Linked DNA regions of Homo sapiens: region 2 is linked to region 1. The links are chromatin contacts, found by Hi-C or POLR2A ChIA-PET in ENCODE. All regions are on one chromosome and are shown on one strand. Each heading gives the region's core, a stretch centred on a gene start or an enhancer-like site at or near the end of the contact. The rest is flanking DNA. Distances are from core to core; before and after follow the strand shown. Region 1 holds the start of ZPBP2 (zona pellucida binding protein 2). Region 2 holds the start of ERBB2 (erb-b2 receptor tyrosine kinase 2).

What was found. Hi-C counts contacts between places; a loop is a spot of excess contacts on that map. ChIA-PET counts read pairs that join two places held with the same protein, here RNA polymerase II (POLR2A). Pooled maps may share reads with other maps.
Region 2: a loop to region 1 is called in a pooled map, with 2.5 times the contacts of the local background. The contact joins the enhancer-like site here to the promoter of ZPBP2 in region 1. A Hi-C loop is called at or near these places in 1 of 168 maps with a recorded cell type or tissue (Calu3) and 4 of 50 pooled maps. POLR2A ChIA-PET finds 5 or more read pairs at or near these places in 5 of 52 experiments (H1, HEK293T, activated T-cell and 2 more).

Annotation. Positions count from the first base shown.
Region 1 is chr17:39,863,343-39,869,451 of GRCh38, reverse strand. ZPBP2 (zona pellucida binding protein 2) reads right to left here and starts at 1,250. Exons shown (of 8, transcript NM_199321.3): 1 at 1,046-1,250; 2 at 838-903. The coding sequence starts at 1,097. It overlaps IKZF3 (IKAROS family zinc finger 3), which reads left to right and starts at 5,140. Exons shown (of 8, transcript NM_012481.5): 1 at 5,140-5,332. The coding sequence starts at 5,326. RefSeq lists enhancers at 1,891-1,970, 2,211-2,430, 4,382-4,441, 4,502-4,571, 5,299-5,388 and 1 more and a silencer at 1,981-2,196.
Region 2 is chr17:39,700,047-39,705,603 of GRCh38, reverse strand. ERBB2 (erb-b2 receptor tyrosine kinase 2) reads right to left here and starts at 5,540. Exons shown (of 27, transcript NM_004448.4): 1 at 5,293-5,540. The coding sequence starts at 5,365. RefSeq lists enhancers at 1-810, 3,557-4,056, 4,057-4,558. Within about 2 kb of position 2,428, at least 11 of the 41 ENCODE cell types and tissues checked have a DNase peak (open chromatin) inside an H3K27ac peak, as active enhancers do.

The DNA of each region.
Region 1 (6,109 bases), core at 1-2,500:
GCCTGGGTGACAGAGTGAGACTGTCAAAAAAAAAAAAAAAAAAAAAGAAGGAAGGAAGGAAAGAAAGAAAGAAAGATAGATGATCATGATCACCCTAAGGGAAACCTGATGTTTAACTGTAAATTTTCTCCATTGGGAACAATAATTAAGCCTATCTGGGCATATTAGGAAGATGTGTGATTACTTCTTGTTTCTGGTTTGGTGGACAGAACGATGGTATGCTTGGAATCACTGCAACCCAGAAAGATATTAATTTTAAAGCCTACTGAATGCCAGGCTCATAAAGACAACGTCCTACAATTTGGTTGGGGGTCGGGGAGAGAACTCAAACACAGAAGGAGTCTAAACATGACAAATTCTATCAACTGGCTCAATTTATCTAAAATTAGCTGTGTAACTAATTTTCCTTGGGAAAGTTTCACTGCAGAGATAAAGGACATTTGAGCTGAGCCCTGAAGGATGCGTGGGAGTTTTTCCAGTTAATAAGGGGAGGATTAAAGATATTCCAAACAGAAGGCCTTGGAAATCACTCCTTTGCGTGGGTTTCCCGCGTTGCAAAGCAGCAGAGACACCTGGAAGTGAGATGGCATCTGAGAGAGAGATCTGGAATAAATCCCAGCCCTTTGTGAGCTGTAAGGCTTTAAAGCAAGGCGACACAATAGGGATCGCTGTAAGGATGAAAAAATGCGACCGTCGTGAACTGCCAAGCAGATGCTTAGTATAATAGATGCTCAATAAACGCTGGCTCGTTCCCCTTCTCTCCAGGAAGCTCTTCCGGGAAGAGCTTCGCAGTTCCGGCCCCTCCAATGGGCCCGCGTGTGCAGAGGCCCTTATTACCTGGCTGTCCTGTCTTGCCATAAATGAAGCCCTTCTTATTGAATAAGGTAAAACGCGGGCATTGGACTGCGGAGGAAATAAAACACTGACTTTTAGTTAGAAGAGGAGCAGGGTTCAGAGTCGGGCAGGGCAGGGCGAGGCGAAGGAGGCAGGACCGGGAAGCTCGGGCAGAGGGAGAGGCCTGGGGACCGGGTGGAGGGAGCCCCACCTCCTGTGAGGCACCAGAGCACCGCGGAGAGTAGGACGCACGTTCGCATCATCGCTCAGGGGCTGGCGTCGCAGGAGGCGTCGAGGGACAGACTCCCTCCTACCTCAGCCCTGGCCCAACACCTCCCCACCTCCTCCACAGTGCGGAGCAGAACGCCGGGGTCGCCTCCCCTACCCGTCCGTCGCAACGGCGGGAGCGGACGCGCAGGAGAACGCGTGCGTGCTTCGATTCTCGCGCGCGGGGGCGGGGCGACGGCGCTGCAGGCGATCGCCAGATCCTCTGGCGCCCACGCGGCAGCAGGCATGCGAACTTTTCGCGCCTCGCGTCCGGCGCCATTTTCCCGCGCTCCTGGCCCCTTGCTCTCTGAGCGGAGCGGAAGGCAGGAAGAGAATAAAGGAAAAGAAGCCACGGTGTCGCGTTCCGGGGATTCCCCAGTCTAGGGGCCGAAGGGATCAAGGAGAGAACACCGCGAGGTCCCAAGGACCGTGGTGGGGTAGGGCGGCTAGGGGATGCGATGAGGAATCCCCTAGGAAGGGGACCTGAGGAAGGCAGAGACTTGTGACAATTTCCTCCTCACGTGAAGCAGAAAGGCCCGCGTGGGGATTTCCTACGCCTCTCTTCTCATGAACGCTGAAACTGGGTGTCGAATCTCTTTCAAACTGACACGCGATTTTTACCTAATTGCATTCTTTACCAGCAAGACCAAGACCCAGAAGAGCCACTACTGAGCCAAGAAGGCGCTTCCGGGCCTTCCCACTCTAGAGGAACGTTGAATCTTCATTTTCACTTCAAGTATGAGGCGATGTGAGAGACCTCCCCCAGTGCAAACGTATCTAGGTTGATGAAGTGACCTTGCTTTAAAAATGGGCCCAATTGTAAGGCCCATTGGCCTTTTCTGTAGGGATGGAGCCCGATTGGCCTTTTCTGTAGGGATGGATGACTAGTCAAGATCGGGGAGCTCCAAAGGGGATCATGCCCGCGTCTTTGATGGTTCCTTCTTGGCTACTAGTTTGGTGGCCCGAAAGGCCCTGTGTGTTGTCTGTTTCTTAGCAGCGGGACACCACTCTCAGTAGTGGTTTTGAGTAGGCTGGTTAGTAGAGAGAGCCCAAGGTTCAGACAGGGTGCAGAATGGTTATTTTGGGTGAGATCAAGAGTTTTCGGTTTTATTTCCTTTGAGCCGAGTCAGTACTTGGACTCTCTCATATGGTCCAGGAGCAAACTTTGTCAGTAATTTCATTTTTAGTCACTGTTAATTTTACCTATATAGCATAAGCCATGAAATGTGACTCAGTGAGTCAGATCCACCCATTTTCAGTTACCATGTCTGGATACATGGTCTGGTCTCAACTGTTCTCTTCTTAAGGTGATGATAATGAAGACAGATTTAGGCATTATCTTTGATTCCCTACAAGTTCTTCATTCCAGTTTTAGTCAAAGTACATTATATATCCACAGTGTGTTTTATTGACTTTTTGGTTACTGTAAGTAATTGATAGTTGTAAATCCTGTGTGATAAACTAAATCCTATGAGAGGAGACTTAACCAAATGAGTAATAGTTGTCAAAAGTACCCATCCACTCTTTTTATATAAACTTTTTATTTTAGAAGAGTTTTAGATTTGCAGAAAATTTGCAAAAACAGTACAGAGAGTTTTTACATACTCCCTCCCGATTTTCCCTATTATTGACATCTTACATTGGTATGGTACATTTCTTACAATTAATGAACGGATATTGATATATTACTATTAACTGAAGTCCAAACTTTATTCAGATTTCCTTAGTTTTTTACTCAATGTCCTCCCTACCTCGTTTGTTTTTTTGCTCCAGGATCTCATGCGGGATCCCACATTACCTATAGTCATCGTATCTCCTTAGATTCCCCTTGGCTGTGTCAGACTTTTCTTGTGTTTGAAGGTCTTGACCTGGCTTTAATTGGTGAGGTATTTTGTAGAATGCCTCTCTACTGGAATTTGGTGTCTTTCTCCATATTAGACTAGAATTATGGATTCTTAGGAGGAAGATTACAGAGATAAAATGACATTCTCATCACATCATATCAAGGGGACATACTATCAACATGCCTTATCACTTGATGTTAACCTTGGTCTGCTGGCTGAGGTACTGTTTGTCAGGTTTCTCCACTGTCAACTTATTCCCCTGCTTTCATACTATACTCTTCGGAAGGAAGTCACTTTGTGCACCCACACTTAAAGAGTGGGGATTTATGCTGCATCTCCTTGAAGGTGGAGTAGCTACATAAGTTATTTTACCAATTCACTTTTAATCCCCTTAGGTATCACTCTCGGGAGTCCGAAATACTCAGTATTGAACTATTTACAGAGTACTAACACGTTCCACTGTCAAATATACAGAAGAACATTGTAATGGAAAATCATAAAGTTTCCTTACAACTTTTTTTTTTTTTTTTTGAGACGAAGTCTCACTCTGTTGCCCAGGCTGGAGTTCAGTGGCAAGATCTCGGCTCACTGCAACCTCTGCCTGCTGGGTTCAAGCGATTCTCCTGCCTCAGCCTCCTGAGTAGCTAGGATTAGAGGCATGCGCCACCACGCCCAGCTAATTTTTGTATTTTTAGTAGAGACAGTATTTTGCCATGTTGGCCAGGCTGGTCTCGAACTCCTGACCTCGTGATCCACCTGCCTTGGCCTCCCAAAGTGCTGGGATTACAGGCGTGAGCCACTGCGCCTGGCCTACAACTTTTTCATAACCAAATAACTTTTCATCCTCATACCATCCCTGTGAAATTTTACAGTTCCTCTTCTGCTACTTTTGATGTGCTATTTTTGCTTTTAGAAACTAACAAACAACAAATTTCCCCTTTCAGTACTAAAATTAGACCTAGTGTTTAGAGTATTTCTCCAAAATTGACATCCTGCAGAACTCCCAACTCATACAGTTATAGAGATGCTACTGTGGTGCTTAAAGCCAGTGTAGTTTTTCACCCACTTGAATATATATACACACATCACATAGACTGCCTATACCAACGACATACTATTGTTTAAAGCTACAATTCATAAAATTACAGCATGTATACTTTAACTTGTAAGTGTGGGTTTCTTCTGATATGGACAGCTGATGCACAAACCCTCAGCCTTAAGTCTCAAATATATTTGTATGCACTAATATAATTTTCTAATAGCGGTGACAGTGGCCTTTTGAGACTCATTCGTATATTGTCCCACACGCTGGATATCTTTAGAAGGGCTCACCTGAACAATGTCCCTTAGACCTCAATGTGAAGAAAAGTTCTGCTTTGAAAAACAGTTTTGTGGTCACTTCCCCTTTCCTCTCTCTGCAGTCAAATGTGTGCTTTACCTCTGGACAGTAGGGAGGGTGTTGGGAGAAGATGTTGACTGATACATATCTGTATACTAACATCTTTAAGTTAATTTTACAATCTTACTGCCCCCACCTTCCACCCTTAGCTCTACTTTCTTTGCTTAATTTTCTGGTACATCATATATGTATTTTTGTAAGGTGTGTATTTAGAAGAAGGCAGGCTGGGAGAAAATAAACACACTCTATAAAACACTCCCTCTATTTATATAGAGTGGGTAGTATTGCGTGAGTGGTGGCAAATAAATCAAGCAGTTCCCAGAGGGAAAACAAAAGTGAGATAAATGCTTCCAAAAATTAAAAAGTTGAATTGATAGAAGTGCCAAAATCCTTTCCAACTGTCTGAAAACTTGGACCAAAAACTTTTACCATGTGAAATGAAAAAGTGAGGAAGGAAAAAAAAATACTTTGAAAGAAGGGGGTTCTCATTGATACTTTCCACGGCTGTTATCACTGAATCTAGACAAAAAGTTCCAGATCTTCCTCAATTTAAGATAAACGTCTTTGAACTTCAGCTTGCCAAGAAAGCAAGGCTGACCCCCGACCCTCCGTGTGATGTCACTTTTCTCATCCATTATCCTTCTAAAATAGACATTTTGAGACAATTTAGTGATGCGACATTTCCATCCTGTCGGGGTTCCTTGGGTTTGACATTCGAAAGGGGGCTGGAGGCGCGGAACCCGCGGCACTCCGCGGCCAGCGTCCTTTAAAGCCGCCGCCAGCCAGCGCCGCTGTAACCCCGCGCACCGGCAGGTCGCCGGCTCCTGCCCTTTTCAGTCTGCGCCGACGCGGCTGCCGGATCCCGGGGACTCCCCGCGCCGGGAATCTCCCGCCAGCTGCGCGCTGAGTCCAGGCGACGGCAGGAGCACGTGGAGAGGCCGAGTAGCCACAGCGGCAGCTCCAGCCCGGCCCGGCAGCGACATGGAAGGTGAGCCTCCAGCCCGCTTCTTTTCTCCGGGGTCTTTGAGAAACTTAACCTGTGCAAGCAGTAGAAAGAGTTTCTTCTGAATCTCAGTTTTGCTTCTATTTACTTCTTTTGTCAAAAGTAAATATGAGGTATTTCAGAGGACAAAGCGCGTCGGTTCTCTTAACGTCTCTCACTTGTCCTTCCCCCGCCCTTTGGAAAGTGATAACTTCTTCGCAATTTTATTTCTAAAGAGTTGTCAGACATGGGGGGTCTACCCTACATCTGCAGAGGAAGAGCACTTAAGGGGTGTCCCTGAAATGGCTGCAAATCTGGGGTGGAATAATCAACCCTTTTGGATATTTTTTCCTTCATGGCCTCAGTGTTTATTGGAATTAGACTAATCTGAGTAACTTGTTTTCTTCCAAGGGTAAATGGTGTCATATGGGAAAGGTACATTTTAAAGCGGTTGGCATTTGCAGTTCCCTTGGAACTCGATCTTCTAATGAGTCTTCTTTACCCAGCGCAAAAAATCAGGTTCACATTAGGAGTTTCATATGAATTAATTTTGAAAGTCGTAACACTATCCTTGCTTCTCAAACATTTTTCATTCTGTACTTCCTTGGGATACCTAAAATTTCACACTGCTACTGTAAACTCTTCAATGGTCTTTTCAACAAGTGTTTCTAAAACCTTGAAAATGGCAAATGCATCTCAACTCGGGGGGGGATGGTGGGATTAAGAAATTCAGAATTTCATTCTATTAAAAATGAGATATTGACACCTAACTAAAATGTTACT
Region 2 (5,557 bases), core at 1,179-3,678, 170 kb after region 1:
TCCCACCTCTCTAGGCAGATAAGGACAAAGAGGGAGGAACAGGAGGGAGGAACAGAAATAGAACTCAAGGGTCCATGTCCCTGAGGGAGGCCTCCCCACTCCATGCCTCACCCACTTGCACCCCCTCCTCTTCCCCACACTTCCTCCCCCAACAGACTCCCAAGAGAAACAGGAGCTGGGGGTGGCAGGCCAGGCCCAAAATAACGCCCTGCTGCCAGGACCTCCCCCGGCCTCAGCCCTTCAGCTGCTTTATAGACACAGCTGTCTGCAGGCCCAGACCCCAGGCCCTGGCCCAAGCCCAGGGTCTCCACAGGGCTGGGGCAGGGTCCGACTCCACCCCCTGTAGCCCTTTTCAAGGGATACCAGCTGTGGCCGCCAGGCAATAGGAAAACAACAACAATGGGGAGTGGGGGCCGCCACAGTAACTGAGCTGAGCACCTACTGTGTGCCTGGCAGGCACTCTCGGTGGATCTGCATAACATGCTCCAGAGACTGGGGCTGCAACCTCCATCTTGCAAAGAAGACAACTGAGGCTGGCAGGGGTTAGCTCTCGCCTCATAAAGCTTGTGAGCAACAGGCAGGACTGGAACTCAGGCTGGCCTGCCTTCAGATCCCACATTCCTTCCACTAGGCCTAACTGCACACACACAAATCCACCCCACACCCCACGCCAACATAAATACACACTAATTCTCCCAATGCCACCGATAAACACCACAGGCTCTACGGAGGGCAGGGTGGCTGGGCTGGGTTGGGCTGGAGGGTCAGAACGGGTGGTAGCCCCACCCCACTAGTGAGTTTGTTTACCTGATTTGTGGCCAATTTGAGTCTGATTAAGAATCTTAAAGTGTTTGCAGACAGGTGGTAAAATTGGTACCCTGAGAACGGTTCCCAGGGAACTGGAGGCTTGCTGGCTAACACCCCCACCAGCCTACATGAAGTCAAGAAGGTCTTCCTGACACCTCCCTCCCACTCTCCCATCTCCTTACCATTGTCCCCATATCTGCCCTGTCCCATTGGTTTTCTTTTTTTGAGATGGAGTCTCGCCCTGTCGCCAGGCTGGAGTGCAGTGGCGCAATCTCGGCTCACTGCAACCTCTGCCTCCCGGGTTCAAGCAATTCTCCTGCCTCAGCCTCCTCAGTAGCTGGGATTACGGGTGCCTGACACCACACCTGGCTAATTTTTGTATTTTTAGTTGAGGCGGGTTTCACCATGTTGGCCAGGCTGGTCCTGAACTGCTGACCTTGTGATCCGCCCGTCTCGGCCTCCCAAAGTGCTGGGATTACAGGTGTGAGCCACGGCACCTGGTCCCCGTTGATTTCCTGGGGGGTAGGTCCTAATTCTACCCAGGAGTGTCCTTGTCTCCAGGACCCTGCCCCTCAGGAACCCCAACCTCCAATTCTCCAGAGCAAAGACAGTATGAGGCAGGACCAGCCACAGGGAGCGCTAGATAAGTGTCTGCTGAGTGAATGAATGAATGAGTGGATGAATGAAGTCCAGTCACGAGTCTCCGAACAAAAGGGACCAGTTGAGGTCATGGAATCCATCTCTCTGCTCAGAGCTGGTCACAGTCCTTCATGTCTCTCTGGACTCTGGTGGTCAGGACTTGACCCCAGTCCTGAGGTTTCTCTCAGGTGGGTTCTCTCCTCCCCACCAGCTTGCAGCCCCAGCTGCTCCTCTTGCTCACAGCAGAAAAGCCAATACTTCCCTTGGTTTCCATGAATACTACAGTAAAATGACCTGTGTCCCCAAAGCTCAGCTCTCCCAGACCCATAATGTCACAGCCCATTCAAGTGACACTGGGATTCCCCGACCACAAACACCTGGTGTATCAGGCCTGACATCAGACCAGGGCCTGGGCCCAGGGTCTTTAGTTGAGAACCCTAGCTCAGCTGCTCACTGAGTGATCTTGAGCAAGTTCCCAGACCTCCAGGGCAGAAGCTAAATCGGATTCATCTCTATGCCCTGCAGTACCTGCAACTTGGTGAATATTTACTGACCTAAACTTGGCTGTAACAGCTCTTACTCCCTCAGAGGAGGTACATGAGAGTTAAATGAGGTAATGAATTGCGCAGCCATCTGTAAACATGACGAGGCTTTGTAAACAGAACTGGGACAACACAAACATTCGCTAGAATAATTCTCCCACTCCTTGAAAGAGTACACATCCCTTACCCCACCTCGGCTCTCTTCCCAGGGGGAGGATGGGTGGCCAAACATAAGATGGAGATGTCACTCTAGAGGGGCTTCTCACAGGTGGAGGGCAGGGAAGGAATCTCTTTCCAGATCATTCCATCACCCAAGGACAGGCACAACTACCCTGGGCCCCACCCCAGCCCTCCCAGCCGCAGCCCCACACTGGCCCCTCACGCTGACACTTCAGCTGTCTCTCTCACCCACAGCCCTGTGTGTCAACGTGGCCTCTGTCCCCTCCTGCCCGCAGCCCCCTGTCATGCTGGTAGGGCCCAAAAGGAAGACAGGCATTGGCTGGACAGGAAGGGAGAGGACTCTGAAGTCAAGAGGGAACCTCAGGGCCCCCAGCTCAGCTCCACTTTCTACAGCCTAGAGAAGTGGATGGAAAGGTCATTCGCCTGAACAAGAGGAGCGCTTCTCCTCCCATCTGGCCACCTGCCTGCCCCTAAGGCTTTGTTCAACCCATTATTGTTGGCTGGAATAAGACTCTAACCACCTCTTAATGCCTCCTCTTCAGAGTCCAAAAATTCCCTGGACATTACTGGGTAGCTGGGAGCCTTGGATAAGTTGCTTCATTTCTCTGAACTTCCATTTTCTCATCTGTGCACCTACTTCACAGGACTGTCACAGAGATTAAATGAAAGCATGGATAAAAACCTAGCATATAGGAAGTACACCGTACATTTCTTAAAAGTTAAGACAAGACAGGTTCATACAGCAGGAATATGGGTAATCCCAAACCACGAGAAAATTAAACATGCTTTGTGTTTGACTTTGGAATGCCACGTATTTTTTCTTTTTACATTTGATCCCTATCTTTTCAATTGTTTTTTTCTTGACAAATAAAATGAGTACTTTCCCCAAGTATAGTAAAGAGAGGAGGCTGTTGGAAGAATCATACTGGAATTAAAATATGAAGGAGTTCTGCAAGATTAAAAGGATGTATTTGCTGCAATTTGTAAAACCCATACCTCTAAGAAAGGATTTCAGAAAAATCCTGACCCCTCTGGGGCTCCCCCTAGGCCTCCCCTTCCCCCACATTCCTGCCCCAGACCTCACCCCTTGGGTAAAATCTGGGTGCTGGAGGCAGCTGGGTGGTATACTTTTTTTCTGAAACGGAGTCTCACACTGTCACCCAGGCTGGAGAGCATTTGCAATCACAGCTCACTGCAAGCCTCAACTTCCTGGGCTCAGGTGATCCTCCTGCCTCAGCCTCCGGAGTAGCTGGGACTACAGGCACGTGTAATCACATCCAACTAATTTTTGTATTTTTTGTACAGAGTTTTGCCTTGTTGCCCAGGCTGTGCAATGACTTTTTAACTAACTCCTGCACAACACAATCAATAGTGCAGGTTGAGGGGTGAGGACATGAGGAGGCCCCATCCAGAGAACCCAGCCCTCAAATCCAGCTCTGCAGCAACTGCCATTCCCTGATCAACTCCCAGCCCAAGGTGAGGAAGGGCAGCAGCTCAGCCTGACAGCTCAGTATGGCCTCACCCTTCTCATCAGAAGATGAGAGGTGAAGATGCTTGTCTGGGAAACAGGGAGGGCAAGGATGTACTCCCTGGAAGAGAGGAACCTTCTTCCTCAGCAAGAAGGCGTGGCCATAGAAGGCTACCTCCCTCTGTTTATGGCAGATCTGGCCCAGCACCTTAAGGGAGTTCCTGCAGAGGACAGAGTTCAGCCTGTGTCCCCAAGTCAGCAGAGAGACTGCTGTTTGGCAACACAAAGCCCAGACACACAAATACAAAGACCACACAACTGAGGAACACCCTGGCGTAGACCTGCAGAGATAACACGGCCATGCACTCACTCACAGAGGGCCCCTCGGGCAACACACAGCCACGATGACACCCACTCCCTCCCCAGACCCTCTGACCTATGGAGACCACCCACGACTCCCAGAACACTTTCATTTTGTCTCCCCTGCAGCCCAGTGACTCAGGGAGCAGTGTCCCTCATTGCTCCAGGTGCACTCATCCATATAGCGATTTCGAATGCATGGTTGGGGGTCGCACTGCCTGGGGTCCCATCTTGACCCCACCACTTACTAGCTGCTACTCAACCTCTGGACTGCTACTCAGTCCAGAATGCTGGCAGAACTTCCACTATAGGGGTGTTCTAGGATTAAAGGAGAATGCATGCAAAACACCACAAACAGTTCCTGGCAGAGTATACCTGGCCCAGGCTATATGTTAGCTTTTATGATTAATGCACACAGGTGGACAGATGGGTCAGGATACACACTGCCCCCACTCACCCTTCCCCACGCACAGCACCAAGGAAAAGGCAGCAGAACAACGCAGCCCTCCCTAGGCTCCCATCTGGCCTTATTTCTTAGCTTCCTTCTCTGGGAACTCTCCCACTTTACACCCCAAGAAACCCACCCCCACCCCTCCATGGTCCACGCGCTCCAAAAGTCACAGAGCACAGTCCCTAAGCTGGCCCCAAGAATCTGTTCAAAGCAAACGTCTCCCCCGCCCCCAACCCAGACCCCAGCAAGAGGCCACCCTCCGGGCCACCCTTTCCTCCCCGGCTCTGGTTGGGACAGGTTGCTATGCCACCCTCCACTCCACCACACACACACACACCCGACCCCGCCAGAAGCAGGAGCAACCAAACCAAAATCGTCTGAAGGGGAGCGGGGAGGGGCTGGAGGAGGGGCAGGGCAGAGGACCCCCCCAAGGAATCCAGCCCAGGCCAGTCCGGAGGCGGAGGCTGCCAACTGGAAAGGCTTTGAGAAAGCTTGAGGGGGCTCAAGAAGGGGGGAAACGCGCGCGCGCGCTCTACGCAATACACCCTTTGCGGGAAAACTTTCTGAACAATTTCAGAGAACTTCTTTGACAAGTTCCCGGAGCCCCTCGGAGCCTGGAAAGCGCCAGTCTCTTGGATGGGCCATCTCGAGCCGCTGCCGTGTAACTGCCCCCTCCCGCCCGAGGGCCCCAGGGCCCGGCTGCCCTGAGCGTCTCGACTGTCCACAACTTCGGGATAGGAGAGCTCGTCCGGGCCCCTCTGGCCCCGCCGGCCGCGGGACCTCGGCGGGGCATCCACAGGGCAGGGTCCCGCCGCTGCTCCGTCCCCTCCCCACACCAGACCCACCTTGGGTGCTCGCGGCTCCGGGGGGCAAGAGGGCGAGGAGGAGCCCCCAGCGGCACAAGGCCGCCAGCTCCATGGTGCTCACTGCGGCTCCGGCCCCATGGCTCCGGCTGGACCCGGCTGGGAGGGCGCGGGGCGCGGGGTGCTGCGAGGGGTGGGGGCCGGGCGCGCGGCGCAGTAAAGGGCCCCGTGGGAAGGGGCGCGCGGCTGCCCGGGGGGCTCCCCTGGTTTCTCCGGTCCCAATGGAGGGGAATCTCAGCTTCACAAC